Regions from separate parts of the Homo sapiens genome. Here all the other regions are linked to region 2. Evidence: chromatin contacts called from ENCODE Hi-C data. All regions are on one chromosome and are shown on one strand. Each heading gives the region's core, a stretch centred on a gene start or an enhancer-like site at or near the end of the contact. The rest is flanking DNA. Distances are from core to core; before and after follow the strand shown. Region 1 holds the start of ARSB (arylsulfatase B). Region 2 overlaps MRPS27 (mitochondrial ribosomal protein S27). Region 3 holds the start of PPWD1 (peptidylprolyl isomerase domain and WD repeat containing 1). Region 4 holds the start of CD180 (CD180 molecule). Region 5 holds the start of MAST4-AS1 (MAST4 antisense RNA 1).

What was found. A loop is a pair of places that touch in the nucleus more often than their neighbours do. Pooled maps may share reads with other maps.
Region 1: a map of CD8-positive, alpha-beta T cell shows a loop between it and region 2 (31-fold over the local background). The contact joins the promoter of ARSB here to the enhancer-like site in region 2. A Hi-C loop is called at or near these places in 2 of 168 maps with a recorded cell type or tissue (CD8-positive, alpha-beta T cell and naive thymus-derived CD4-positive, alpha-beta T cell) and 4 of 50 pooled maps.
Region 3: a pooled map shows a loop between it and region 2 (12-fold over the local background). The contact joins the promoter of PPWD1 here to the enhancer-like site in region 2. A Hi-C loop is called at or near these places in 4 of 50 pooled maps.
Region 4: a map of OCI-LY7 shows a loop between it and region 2 (9-fold over the local background). The contact joins the promoter of CD180 here to the enhancer-like site in region 2. A Hi-C loop is called at or near these places in 2 of 168 maps with a recorded cell type or tissue (B cell and OCI-LY7), 1 of 37 single-sample maps with no recorded cell type and 5 of 50 pooled maps.
Region 5: a map of CD8-positive, alpha-beta T cell shows a loop between it and region 2 (5-fold over the local background). The contact joins the promoter of MAST4-AS1 here to the enhancer-like site in region 2. A Hi-C loop is called at or near these places in 2 of 168 maps with a recorded cell type or tissue (CD8-positive, alpha-beta T cell and naive thymus-derived CD4-positive, alpha-beta T cell) and 4 of 50 pooled maps.

The regions. Positions count from the first base shown.
Region 1 is chr5:78,984,043-78,986,742 of GRCh38, reverse strand. ARSB (arylsulfatase B) reads left to right here and starts at 1,433. Exons shown (of 8, transcript NM_000046.5): 1 at 1,433-1,806. The coding sequence starts at 1,495. RefSeq lists a silencer at 1,251-2,110.
Region 2 is chr5:72,307,039-72,309,738 of GRCh38, reverse strand. The region is part of intron 2 of MRPS27 (mitochondrial ribosomal protein S27); the gene reads left to right. Among named protein-coding and RNA genes, the nearest start is that of MRPS27, 12 kb to the left of the region's middle. RefSeq lists a silencer at 1,038-1,327 and an enhancer at 1,378-1,627. Within about 2 kb of position 1,323, at least 40 of the 41 ENCODE cell types and tissues checked have a DNase peak (open chromatin) inside an H3K27ac peak, as active enhancers do; they include B cell, CD8-positive, alpha-beta T cell and OCI-LY7, where a contact is called at or near this core.
Region 3 is chr5:65,561,988-65,564,687 of GRCh38, reverse strand. It overlaps PPWD1 (peptidylprolyl isomerase domain and WD repeat containing 1), which reads right to left and starts at 1,392. Exons shown (of 11, transcript NM_015342.4): 1 at 1,182-1,392. The coding sequence starts at 1,377. CENPK (centromere protein K) reads left to right here and starts at 1,520. Exons shown (of 11, transcript NM_022145.5): 1 at 1,520-1,590. RefSeq lists enhancers at 943-1,603, 1,744-1,883, 1,604-2,265.
Region 4 is chr5:67,195,442-67,198,141 of GRCh38, reverse strand. CD180 (CD180 molecule) reads left to right here and starts at 1,343. Exons shown (of 3, transcript NM_005582.3): 1 at 1,343-1,590. The coding sequence starts at 1,501. RefSeq lists an enhancer at 2,370-2,519.
Region 5 is chr5:67,002,709-67,005,408 of GRCh38, reverse strand. It overlaps MAST4-AS1 (MAST4 antisense RNA 1), which reads left to right and starts at 1,255. Exons shown (of 2, transcript NR_111908.1): 1 at 1,255-1,565. All of the region lies in intron 4 of MAST4 (microtubule associated serine/threonine kinase family member 4), which reads right to left. RefSeq lists a silencer at 1,038-1,377.

The sequences.
Region 1 (2,700 bases), core at 184-2,683, 6.7 Mb before region 2:
TTCTCTCAAAAGTTATTCTTTGAATTTAATGCTAAAATTTTCACTTTTTTCTGCTAAATTTCATTGATTCCACTAGAGATTAAAGTGCATACAACATAAACTAATCTACTTCATGCAAAGAAAAAAAGTGTATGTAAGAGGCAAACATTTCATGTGTTAAAGGATTCTTGGGGAAAAAAAGGTAAAATCATGACCCTCATACAAATATAAAAGTGAATACATGATTTTATTTAACTCATTAATAAGGAAATTGGTAAGGTGTTAAAACCAATTCAAAGGACAATCCAAAGAACAGATCAGGAATACTAAAATAAATATGCAAGCGGAGGTGAAACTGTTTTCCTTGGTAGTGGTGGAGGGGAAGGATTGCTACTCCGCTGGATAAAGTTCATTTGTGTATATATAAATAAGAATTATTTTCCATTGTTATTTATCTATAACTTATAAAGTTGTAAACAACTTCCACGGAATCAGACTCAACCTGGAAGGGTATGGTCTCTAGGCAATGCAAAAATTTTCCCCTACACCTGTTAACAACTATAATATCTCCAGACAGAGTAGACAGAAAGTCTGGATGGCAACGGGAATCTACTGGTCATACGGCTAACTTCCTAATTCAATAAGCACGTGACTAAAGGATTTTTTCCTTCCACTCAGATATTTCAGGCTAACTAGATACTGTGTGCTTCTTAGTGTCACTGCTTAGTGGGGGAGCCAGCTCTGAGTGGGGTCATATCCGGACAAGCGAATGAGCTATTTATTCAATGACCACGCAACACTCCAAATCCTCCCAGGGCAACTTGAAAGTAACCGCACCTTCCAAAGGGCACCGTGCAATCAGACTGTGTGTTTGGCCTCCTGTTTGCTAGTGGGGAGGAAGCGGCTTCATGGGTGTACACTACGCATAAATGAATGTGAAAGGCTATTTAGACCTCTGCCTTTTCACCGTCCTCCCACCTGCCACAGGCTGGGCTCTTGTGCTAGAAATGACTTGCTAGCTAGACATCATGGTTCAGGATCTGAGTCAGAGGTTTAACCATTTATAAGCTTTTTTCTTATGAAAAATTGGCACTAATTATAATGTCTAACTGTCAGAGTTGTTGCAGGCTTTACAGGAGACGCGGGCTGTGAAGATGCTTTGTAAATTGTGAAGCGTTATTAAAGAACACATCTTTTTTTTTTAGGAAACCACAGTGCAAATTTAATTGCCGGGGAAGATAACGGGCCTTGGTGCCCTCCAAGCGTCAGCTGAGTTTCCAAGAAGCCGGGCAGCGGGCGCCCGCGGGTTCGTCTCTGGCTCCTCCTCCGCCACAGCAGCCGGGGGCCCGGGTCGGAGGCGGCGGGGGCCGAGCGCCCGGCCTCGCAAGCCCACGGCCCGCTGGGGGTGCCGTCCCGCGCCGGGGCGGAGCAGGCCCCGGCAGCCCAGTTCCTCATTCTATCAGCGGTACAAGGGGCTGGTGGCGCCACAGGCGCTGGGACCGCGGGCGGACAAGGATGGGTCCGCGCGGCGCGGCGAGCTTGCCCCGAGGCCCCGGACCTCGGCGGCTGCTCCTCCCCGTCGTCCTCCCGCTGCTGCTGCTGCTGTTGTTGGCGCCGCCGGGCTCGGGCGCCGGGGCCAGCCGGCCGCCCCACCTGGTCTTCTTGCTGGCAGACGACCTAGGCTGGAACGACGTCGGCTTCCACGGCTCCCGCATCCGCACGCCGCACCTGGACGCGCTGGCGGCCGGCGGGGTGCTCCTGGACAACTACTACACGCAGCCGCTGTGCACGCCGTCGCGGAGCCAGCTGCTCACTGGCCGCTACCAGGTACGCGGCGCCCCCGCCGCCCGCGCCGCCCCCGCCCCGCCTTTCGCCGGCGCCCTGCCGCTCCTACCCGGCCCTTGAGGCCGCGGGCGCTGGCAGGCGGGGCTCGGACCGCCGACCCAGTTATGGGTCCCGGCGGCTTCTCGCCCCAACCTCGCTCTTCCAGGCCGGCAGCCCGCCGCGGCCTCTGCGCATGCCCGGCTCTGGCGCCCCGCGGACCCGCGCCCCGGCCGCCGGGTTGGGCGGGTGGCTTTGTCTTTCGTTTTCTGAAGCTCCGGGCGAAGGGGTTTATGGGAATGCCGGGTGCTGGGCGCCGCGGCCGGCAGGCGGAGCGGTCCTGAGGTGGGAGGCTGGGGAGGGCGTGGGCTGGGAGCAAAGACGAGGGGAGAGGTAAAATGAAGGGGTGCTCGCCGTGGGTGCGACCCTGGCCCGTGGGAACCCAGCGGTGATAGGTTAGGAGTGTCCCACCAAAGATTATTTTTTTCCAGGTTCTCAACACCCCTGGAATGAAACCTGATGCTAGGTTGATTTTTCTTAGGCTGCTGACATTCCTTTCACATGTAACCTTGTATTGAACTCTTCTGAGCATCTTCATTATCGCTTTAAAAGCTTCCCTTTAGGAACGGCTCCACAGTTAACGAAGGAAATATAAATGTAGAGCGTGCATAGATGTTAGATGGCTAAGAATATCAAGAACATTTGCATAGCACTTTGTTGTTTTTAAAGTGAATTATTGAAACAGTGCATGAGGTAGTTGTTTTTACCCCGTTTTACAGACGAGGCAGGAAGCCTGTAAAGGCTCGTTGGCATAAGAATCGCACAGCTAGAAAGTGGTCAAGGCAGTGTCCGTTGTGCTTTTCCTGCATCCACTGGTCGTCCCGGGCTTATGAAATTGGC
Region 2 (2,700 bases), core at 74-2,573:
ATTCCAGGAAAGCTTATTAACACTTTCCTAGGTATGTAGGGAAGATTAGGAAATGAGGCCACTAGGTTTGGTGTCTTGGTGTTGGGTATAGTCAGTCACACAAATCCAGGGAACATTGTCATGGATACCTGAGTAAGCAGTAACTGTTTGCCAAATAATGAGTATAATAATCTGCAGCGGGGCAGCACGCAGTGGCACACGCCTATAATCCCAGCACTTTGGGAGGCTGAGGTAGGCAGATCAAGTCAGGAGTTCAAGACCAGCCTGGACAACATGGTGAAACCCCGCCTCTACTAAAATTACAAAATAGCCGGGCGTGGTGGCGCACACCTGTAATCCCAGCTACAATGGAGGCTGAAGCAGGAGAATCGCTCGAACCCGGGAGGCAGAGGTTGCAGTGAGCCAGAGATCACGCCGCTGCACTACAGCCTGGGCGACAGAGCTGACTCTGTCTCAAAAAAAAAAAAGTCTGCAATGAGTAAATATCACATAGAGACATTTGTTCCCTTTCCTCAGTTAAGACTAGTTTTCTTGGAAAAGCAGTACTAGCCACCATTTACTGAATTTTTCCTGCCACCGAGACAGCTGTCCCCTCTGCCTAGAATATCTTTGTATATCCTGAATCTCTCCAGTCAGAATCGATGTTTCCTGCCCTATATTCTTTCAGCACTTTGTGCCTTCCTTGTGTATGATGTGCTGAAGTCTGCACTTGGGAGGCCGACTTCTGGGTGTCAGTCCCAGTTCTGCGGCTTTCAGCTGTCACACTCGGTTTCTGTGCCTATAAATTAGAGATGATGGTAATGCCTGCCTCTCCGTCTGACATGCAGGTGCTTCAGAAATATGTGCACTGAGGAGTCCCTAAGCCCCTTGTTTTTAGCCCTCTATAAAACGTGTGAGGTGAAATAATGTTTTGGAACTCACACTGCTTGGAACAAAGAAAGCTTTTGAGACTTTTTCCTACTGTGTACTGGAAGGTAATTATTGCCGCTTTTTTCAAAATGGACATTGTTTTCGGTTTTACTCGACGACACTACTTGTTTTCCCTCATTTTTATTTGAGCGTTTGGGTTGAGCTACTGGCACTTAGCAGGGAGGCCGCATGGTAGGGAGAGCGCCCGTGGCTCCAGCTCTGGAGATGGGACAGTAGGTGGCAGTGTGGCCCCTGCGGGAATCCGCCGCCCCGCGGGTGGAACGCGGCGAGTGGGCGCGGGGCTGTCGGGTAGCGTGCGCGCGCAGGGCCGCGCCCAGCATGTGGAGCGCTGTGATTGGGCGCCGCCAGCCGGAGGGCCGTGAGGTGCTCAAAGCGGGCTCGCTGATTGGGGGACGGAGGAGGGCCGATATGAGGCTTTCGCCGCTCCCATCCCCATTGGAGATCGAGGCAGCAAGGGACACTGCGGCGTGTGGGTGTGGGCTTCATGTGCCAGAGCGCCGTCTCCCCTGAGCCGTGCCCTGCCGGGGAGTACGGCGAGAGAGAGGTTCTGGCCTCTCGGAGTGGGCTTGCGGTTCCGGTGCCCCCTCTCTTCGTCCTCGTGGCTGATTGTGCCAGAGAGCTCCTCGGGGAGGGCCCTAGCGTGAGGGCAGTTTCCCAGCGCCGGGGCCGCGGTGGACGCCAATGCAGCTGTCTAGGACCTGCGCCCGCGGTGCGTCCAGAGGGCCCCGGCGCGAACGTCAGAACGCCGCCCCGTTCCGCGCTCTCAGCAGCCAGCCAGGGCCGCTGCCAGTTCCACCGTGGAGAGGAGGAAACCGGGCGAGAGCCTCACTTTCCTTTCCGCCCAAAAAGCTTTCTCAGTGATTGCTGTAGTACCTGAGATTCTACCATAGGATCTTCCGCCTACATTAAAGTAGTCGATTTCTTCTTTAAAATACTTTTTTATTGGAGTATAATATACATACTGAAAAGTGTGCAAGTCGTAATATAGACATTGATGAATTACCACAAAGCGAGTAAACCTGTGTAGGAAGCAAGAGCATTCCTACCGCTCCAGAAGCCCTTATTGCGGCCCCCACTTAGTCTCTCCAAAGGTAACCGGTATCCTGACTTCTAACGCCACAGATTTTTTTTTTTTAGTGTTTTAACATTTGAAGGTGTAGACACCTTGGTATAAGGAGCCCCCTTTACCCATCACCTGGCTTCAACAATTATCAGCTCTTAGTCTTTATTTTATCTTTATTACTGTTTCCCCATCCCGATGCTTTGGATAATTTTGAAGGAGATCCCAGGCAGTAAGTCATTTCATCCGTAAATATTTTGATACAGATCTCCAAAAGACAAGGGTGCTTTTCAATACCATTATCACACCTAAAATATTAATAGGGTTGTAAATATCACGAAATATCCAGTTAGTGTTCAGATATCCCTGATACTCTCTTTCTTATTTTATTTTATTTTCTTAGAGCCTTGCTCTTGTCGCCCAGGTTGGAGTGCAATGGCACGATCTCAGCTCGCTTAAACCTCCTCCTCCCAGGTTCAAGCGATTCTCCTGCCTCAGCCTCCCGAGAAGCTGGGATTACAGGCGCCCGCCACCATGCCCGGCTAATTTTTGTATTTTTAGCAGAGATGGGGTCTTGCCTTTTTGGTCATGCTGGTCTCGAACTCGTGACCTCGTGATCCGCCCACCTCGGCCTCCCCAAGTGCTGGGATTACAGGCGTGAGCCACCGCTCCTGGCTCAGGTATCCCTGATACTCTCAAATTTTTTTTTT
Region 3 (2,700 bases), core at 143-2,642, 6.7 Mb after region 2:
AGGAGAGATCACATCATAAAGGGCTTTATATGCCATGTGAGGGAGTTTGGGCTTTAATGAAAATAATGAGCTGGGCGCCGTGGCTCATGCCTGTAATCCCAGCACTTTTGAGAGGCCGAGGCAGGCAGATTACGAGGTCAAGAAATCAAGACCATCCTGGCCAACATGGTGAAACCCCGTCCCTACTAAAAATACAAAAATTAGCTGGGCGTGCGCCTGTAGCCCCAGCTACTCGGGAGGCTGAGGCAGGAGAATCGCTTGAACCCCGGAGACGGAGGTTGCGGTGAGCCGAGATAGCGCCACTGCATGCGCTCCAGCCTGGGCGACAGAGCGAGACTCCGTCTCAAAAAAAAAAAAAAAAAAAAAAAAGAGAGAGAAAATAATGACAAATCATTGAAGTTTTTTAAGGGAAGGTGCTAAAGTACGATTTGAGCTTAGACCACATTTAAAATGTCTTAAATACTTAAGGAAAACATTTCACAGAAAAACAAGATAACAAAACAACAAAGACAAGAAAACTTAATCTACCCCTTTTCCCACCCCTTTTATTTGATAATAATTTGTGATTATTCCTCGTTAGTGACAAAAAGACTCAGCCCATCGTATCAAGAGCGTGATTTCAAAACCACAGACTTCGGGTTTTGGATGAAAACAAATCTGTGATCTAGGAAGCTTACGTCATTTTCCCTAGATGCGAAAATTTATTAGTGGAAGTGTCAGAGTTGAAATTATCTTTACCTACCATGATTCGAAATAAGCACCGCCTTCCTCTCGCGCCCCAACACATTAATACATTAACACCACTCCTGAACTAAAGCCTTAAAGAGAACTGGTACCCTTTTGCATACCTAAATAAGAGTTCGAAATTCCAACTTCATGTGGCTGCTGTGGGGAGTAAATGAGAGGAGCCAAACACATAAGAATAGGAAAATGTTAGTTTTAGCATCTGTCATAACAAATCAATGATCAAAAGTGTTAGATATTATCAAAAAGACGTTGTACTACGCTTAAATCACTATTTCGTTAAGACATGCAAGTATGGAGTAGCCAGAAGTGAGAGGACGGCCCTCTGTTCTGAGGGCACAAAACTCCACACATCATCCCTCTTCGGATCTGGCTTGAACCCTCCTACTCAGCGGACGCAGCACTCCAATTCGTCCCGGTACTATGTCTGCAGCTACCTTTCCTCTTCTTGGCCAGTGTTGCCTCCACAGGTAAAGGTCCAACCCAGCGCTCTTCGTTCTCCTCATCGTTCTCCTGGGACACCGCCACTGCTACTGCCAGCTCTCTTTCGCTGAGTTCTGTTTTTTCCGGTTCCTCCGGGTCCCGGCGCCTTCTACGTCTCTGCTGAAAATCGCTACCACTTTCCGCCGCCATGTTGTTCGCATCGTCAGAAAAGGCGCGACACAAAACTCAGCTACCAATCCCAAAGCAGCGGCGCAGTCTTCTGTCAGCGTCCGAGCGAGTTTCGGGATTGGCTGGGGTGGGAATGAGCACATCCAATGGGCATGCAGCGCGCGCAGAAGTCCGGGGCTGGCAAGCGCTTCCTGCGCAGCGCCTAGGCGACCTGGAGTTTGTGACGCTGTGATGGTAAGACCTGGGCCGGGGAGGTTGATATAACGGTTGAATCTTGTGGAGCTCCAGTCCTGAAGGTGAAACCCTTATCGCCGGCCAACTAGATACCTGACTTCCCAGCCGGGCTTTGAGTCCCGTTCTTCTCGGCTTCCCGCGCGCCAACGCAAGCTCCATAACCTCACCAATATTTAGAGAAAGATGGAAGGGTGGGGACAGAAGGAAGTGGTTAACTCGCGGGTTTCCTTTCAGATGCACTAAACATGTTTTCTCTCCTGACCTTTATTCTCTCACACACTCTCTGAAGAAGGTGGTGAGTGCTTGTTACTGTTTCTGGGGGTGGGGTGGAGAAGCAGCTACTTCAAATAACCAAAAGACCTAGGGCAGAACGGGTCACTCTTCTTTCTTCTCTCTGGTATAGGATTTCATCTCCTAGCAGTCATCTGAACTCTTTCTCCTCCTCCTCATCTGTCTTCTTCATTTTTAAAAAATTAGGTAAAAAGCACATAACATAAAATGTATTATCTTAATCTCTTTTTTAAAAAATCAAATACAGCTTGTCAAAATGACCTCCGTAAAACACTTCTTTTTTCTCTGCAATTACTTTTGCACCAACCTAATAAAATCCTCGTCGTAAATCTCTTCTCTACTTTTGCCTTGAGATAGGCACCACGTACAGGGAAGGAACTGCCCCCCCATAGTAGGCACTTTATTTTATTTCAAAGGTTCCCATTATTTGACCATTCTACCTAGCAAGTCTCATTTCTTCTCTGCCCTCTGCTCTCATCAGACTACTTTCTTTTGTGTCTCACAAATTTCCCTTGTTCGTTCTTGCCTCCTACTCTTATGTTTTTATGCTTGAAAGCATCTCCACAGCGATTTAGCCTTCATGTTTACAGCTTCTCATCTTTCAGAGACCAATGCAATAATGAGGATGAAGATGATAATGATAATGATAATAATAATGTAGCTAGTTAACATTTATTAAGCATTATTATGGACTAATTCCTTCCGGGTTGGTTTTTCTAAGCTTCCCTATCCTGAATTCCGATAGTACTTGCAGGCAGTGTTGTATACTTTACCATTTCATAGCACTTCTGACTACCTGAAATCATATCATGTATTTAG
Region 4 (2,700 bases), core at 94-2,593, 5.1 Mb after region 2:
CCTCCAATCCCCTCTGCTTTTTAGCATCTTTTCTGAAATCTCCAGATGAACAACATTCTTCGCCCCATCTACTCTTCAGCTCCTTCAGGAGGCAAAGTCCTTTCTTAAACTGTGAAGAGTAGCAGCATAGTCTCTGCAGTGAGATTTTCTGGATCTGAAGCCCTAATCTACCACTCTCTAATTGTGTGGCTTGGAGAGATCATTTAATTTCTCTTAAGCATCAGTTTCTACATCTATAAAATGAGGGAAATAATAATATCTCTCTTATAGAATATATGGAAATATTCGAGGATAGGAAAATGCAGCAAAAAACTGCATTAAACCTGACCCAGTGTCTGACACATAGTAAGGACTCAATAAATGGCAGATACTATAGTCATTTGATTCATCATAGTAATACTGTAGAGGTGGTGGTGGTGGTGGTGGTGGTAGTAGTAGTAGTAGCAGTAGTTAAGTCATTGTGAACTCTGATACTAAGAACTGGGCTCTTGGAAATGGAGTGGGAGAACAGTAACACCAAATATATCCTGTATGCCAGAGGGTTGAAGAACAGACAGAACAGGTAGCTAAATGCAGCCTATTGAGGAATGTTTGAACTTTGGCTTTCTTTAATCATTGCCACATCTTGCTCCATAATAAGGGTAATTGTAATCCTGCTTCAAAGCTATTTCTAAGAAGAAATAGAGCCAAGGCTGGCATCCCTAACTCTACTCTCCTTTAGCCAGGCTGCTCTATCTATGGCAGTGTCCCCTACTTCCCCAGGCCAGGTTAGGAGGGAACAAGAGAGTCCACCCCAACTGCTTTAACAAGCCTGAACCGCCAGGTCAAGAGATGAAGTAATCTTCCCCCTATACGAAGACCAGAGGTGGGGATGGACAAGGTGGCCAAGGCAGCAGCTGAGGCTCAAGGAGCAGATACACTCTCAAGCCTGCTCCCTCCTGCTCCAGTTCCCAGCTCAGCAGGTGCCACTGAAGGGCTCAGTTCTTCAGTCTGCCCCTGCAGAGTGCTCTGCCCTTCCATGTTCTCTGACACCTCTTCTATTCACTCACCTAGGACAACTAAGAAAGTGGCCTCCTTGGTGAGTAGAGCTTCCACAGCCTCTCTCGGGGAAAAGGACCAGAAGCTGTTGGAGTTGGCCAAATGCTTGAAGTTGGCATAAAGTCAATTGGAACCATCACAATGAGAGTCTGTGTGATCAGCCCAAAAGGACTGCACAACTGATTCATGTTCAGTGCCAGGAAATGCAACGGGCCATTCTGGGGTTGGGTCCTCAGTTATTTTTGGCAAAGATGGGTGGTATGCAAAAGGGACTTCCTTTTTTTTTTTTTTTTTTTTTTCCAGCACAGAGCCACAGAATGCTGAGCAGTCAACAGCATTTCTTGTTCCAAGATCACCCTTCTGAGTACCTCTCTGGCTGCCAAATTGCCAGGGCCTTCACAGTTTGATTCCATTTCTCAGCTCCAAGCATTAGGTAAACCCACCAAGCAATCCTAGCCTGTGATGGCGTTTGACGTCAGCTGCTTCTTTTGGGTGGTGCTGTTTTCTGCCGGCTGTAAAGTCATCACCTCCTGGGATCAGATGTGCATTGAGGTGAGTCCAAACTGTTTGTCTTTATGCAGATTAAACTGTCTGAAAATTTTGAGATTTAGCACGCAGTCCAATCTGAGCCTTGGCATCCCAATATCTAGTGTCTTTAAAAAGGAAATAAGGTGTATATATAATTTTTTCATTATTGTGAGAAAGGAGCCAAAGAACTCTGCCAGGGGATCATCTGGTGGCATCTTAATAGGAAGCAAAGAGAATTTTTCTCCTCTTCAAACAATTCCACCCAAATAATCCCAAGTGGGTCATAAGATATTAATAGGGTCTGTGTGCACAAAGCAGACCCCTAAACCTGCCTCAACCTAGGGGAGCTGTTGGTTTAACATCCCCACTCTCACATGGCCTCTATCCCAATGAGTCCTTTGGTCTCCTCTCAGGGTGAGAATTAGTAAAGACAGCGCTGTGCCAGGTTTTCGAGCATTGAAAAGATCACTCTGAATGAGTCTGGCTCTCTCTTGGACTTGGACAGCCTTCCATCTGTTTTACTAACCCATAGGAGGAAAATCTGAGAATAGAGCCAAATTGCACCTTCTGTTTTGGACCATAGCAATATTTATCAACCTGTGGGAAGTTCTTGGAGGGGATAATGAGAGAAAAAGGAGAAGGGCCTCCGTCTCTTGCCATCCTCTAAAATGCTTCAAACTTCCTCCCACTTTCTCTGACCCCACAAGTGATCAATACCACGTGGCCTGTCAGACAAGGGCTGCATACAGGAGGAACCATGAGTCTTGGTGGCTTGGTGAGCTGCTGGTCTGGGTTGAGGTAAAAAGAAGAGTAAGAGCCAGGAATAGCCAGATGTGGAGTTGCCCTGGGGCAGGACTAGAAGGAGATCAGAGGATCAGGAAGAGCAGAGCAAAGCCAGCACTGGGGTAAGGCTCAGAGCTGGGTGAGCAGAGCCTTGTTGGTCTGGCATTAGGATGGAATCAGCAGCAGGCCAAGAGGAGGCATCATGCCAATGAGAAATGAAGGCTGGGAAGGTGTGTGTTGCTTTGCTTGGGCTGTCATAACAAATGCCACAGACTGGGCCAGGCGTGGTGGCTCACGCCTATAATCCCAGCACTTTGGGAGGCCAAGGTGGGTGTATGCCTTGAGACTGGG
Region 5 (2,700 bases), core at 6-2,505, 5.3 Mb after region 2:
TGATCAGGTCAAAGGGACAGACTTAGACAAAGTATCTCCTCCTCTTTCCCTTTTTCTCCCCCACCTCTCACAAGGAAATGTCTTATTATCCACATTTCAAAAGGAGAAAACCTATGAGAAGCACATTTATCAGGGTTACCCAGGAAACCACAAGGACGAAGAAATACCTGAAACAGTACCCCCTCCCCTAGCGGGGCATAAACTTTTCAAAGTGTCACCCAATACACAAAACCCCAGCTCCTGAGGGGCTCAGGCAGCTCCGCCTGTGGGCCCCTGGGAAGTGAAAGCATTCCCTCTCCAGGCAGAGATCCCCGCGTTTTTACCTTTGTGTTCGCCGAAGCCTGTTCCCACTCCTCAAATGAGGCAAAGTAAAGTTTGAGAGCACAGTCCAAAAATTGGGGTCAGACATATCCATTTCTTTCTCTCTTCAATTCACTGTGGGTTCAAGGCCATATGACTAAAATGGGGAGAGGTAAAAAAAAGGAAGAAAGACAAGGCCAAAAATAAAAAAAAAATCCCAATTATCTACTCACTCCCTCCAGAGAAAATGTGATGGGAACTGTGATCTCAAGAACAACTTGGAGCATGTCTGAGAAGTACCCGTCCCGTCCTAGCCTTTAATTAACACACAGCCTCCTCTCAAAGGTCCGGGAAACTGATTTCCTCTCGGGTCTGCCCTCTCCTAGTCAGGCTCGGCCAGCTATAAACAGTAATTACATGAGTTGAGCCGTGCGTTCTGCTCAAAGCGCTGTCTGTGGGATTCAGTCGGAGGTACTTTGTCATCTGTTTGGCAGATACCACTCGCCGCTTCTGCGAGGGGCGGGGGAGACGACTATTTTGAGGCTTTGGTTCCGGAGGCTGTTGCTTATCAGCAAAACCATTCACATCCGAACATGCCCAGTGCCGAGTTTCCTTTTGGTATCTACATACAAGGAAAAGAATTTGAATAGAAAAAGCTGCTCTTGCCCTCCCCTCCTGAAAAAAGCGGAAACTTAAAAGCACTTTTAAAAAATGGGCCTATTGGAGGACTTGAACCTGACACCTTTGTGGACCCTTCCAGGGTCCGGCTGGGAGGAGGCGGCAGGGCCTTGTCCCTGGACAGCTTGGTGGCCGCGCCCCCAGCTTTCCTGCATCCCCCACCCCCCACCAGCCCCGGCCGCGCCTGAGGAGCGGGGGCTCACGGGAAAGGGAGCAGGCGGCCGCGGCGCGACCCCAGCCGGTGCCGGGACAGCCCCGCAGCCTGGGCCGCCGCTCCCCCTCCCCGGAGCCCGGAATGGATCCGTCCCGGAAATAAATAAATAAACCCGCGGCTGCTCCGGGTGTGTGCTGCGCGCACCTGAGGCCGACCTGTGATTCACCGCGGGAGGGATGGCAGTGACAACGCTCCGGGGAAGTCCACAGTGACTCCTCCGCCAGGACGCCGCTGGTTGTATAGGAAAAGCACGCGGACGGGAAGCCACACTCACCGAAAACCTCAGTAAACTAAATTTATGAGTTTACATCTGTTCCATCAATGACCACGGTGCACACCTGTTTGGCTTCATGGCCGGCAACTACAGATCTAGGTAATGGTGAGCCCCGATGTGGAAAGACACTACCTGGCATTTATGTGGCAAATGCTACAAGTATTGCCCCTTCAAGTACGTTAGACCTTGAAAGGGCAGAATGAAGGGGGCTGAATGTTCTTGTTATTCATTTTGAAGAAAGGCATGGTATTTAAATATCTCCCCCTATCCATGAATGTTTGTATAAAGTACATAAAGAAAAAATATAATTTAAATTAGCTGCCTTAAGTCTGGTGTAATATGGCAAGAAATACTAAATCAAAAAAGTATATATTCAGCAAAAAATACATCTAAAAATGGCTTAGTCCATGCAGTAAATACCAGGAACAAACTCGCTTACAAAAATGGGAGGATAAAGAGAAGGAAGAGGGGGTGTAAGCTGACAAGGTAGGCGGGGTAAACAAAAAGAAGCCTGCTGTGGGATCTTCTTTATCTAATTCTTGTGGCCCACATTAATATTTTCACACCAAGGACTCCAAGAGTTTTGGATGATGTTTCATGTCCAAGGCTTTCGTATGCGTTATCTCCTCACATTCTTACAGAGCCTCCACAGATCCTTGCAACCCACAGAGGTAGACAAAGAAGGCATTATTTTCTCAATTTTACATTTGGGACTTTATCCCAAACATTCAGGGACACTAAATGACAAAACACACTTCAATAGATATTAATGAGCTTGGTCCAGCATTTTTGCCCCATGCTCTTCTTTTAAAAAATGTTTCTAAGTATTGCAAAAGATGTTTTGAAGGCTGACACAAAAGAGTGTCCCTGTGCTCCGGAGCAGTTTCTAGACCTCAGCACTGTTGACATAGGCTGGATAATTCTTTGTCTGAGGAGCTTTCTTGAGCATTGGAGGATGTTTAGCAACATTGCTGACCTCGACCTACTAGATGCCAGTGCTGACAATTAAAAATGTCTGAGGACATTGCCAAATGTCCCTTGGGAGGTAAAATCACCCCTGGTTGGGAACCACTGCTCCAGATAAAGGCTTCTCTGAGAGGGGTGATACAGAGCACTGGTTTAGAGCAAAAATTTTGGGTCTGAATTCTGGATACAACACTTACTATGACCTTAAATCTCTTCTCATTTTCCCCAGCTGCAATATGGGGTCCATAATAGGACCAACCTGTAAGAG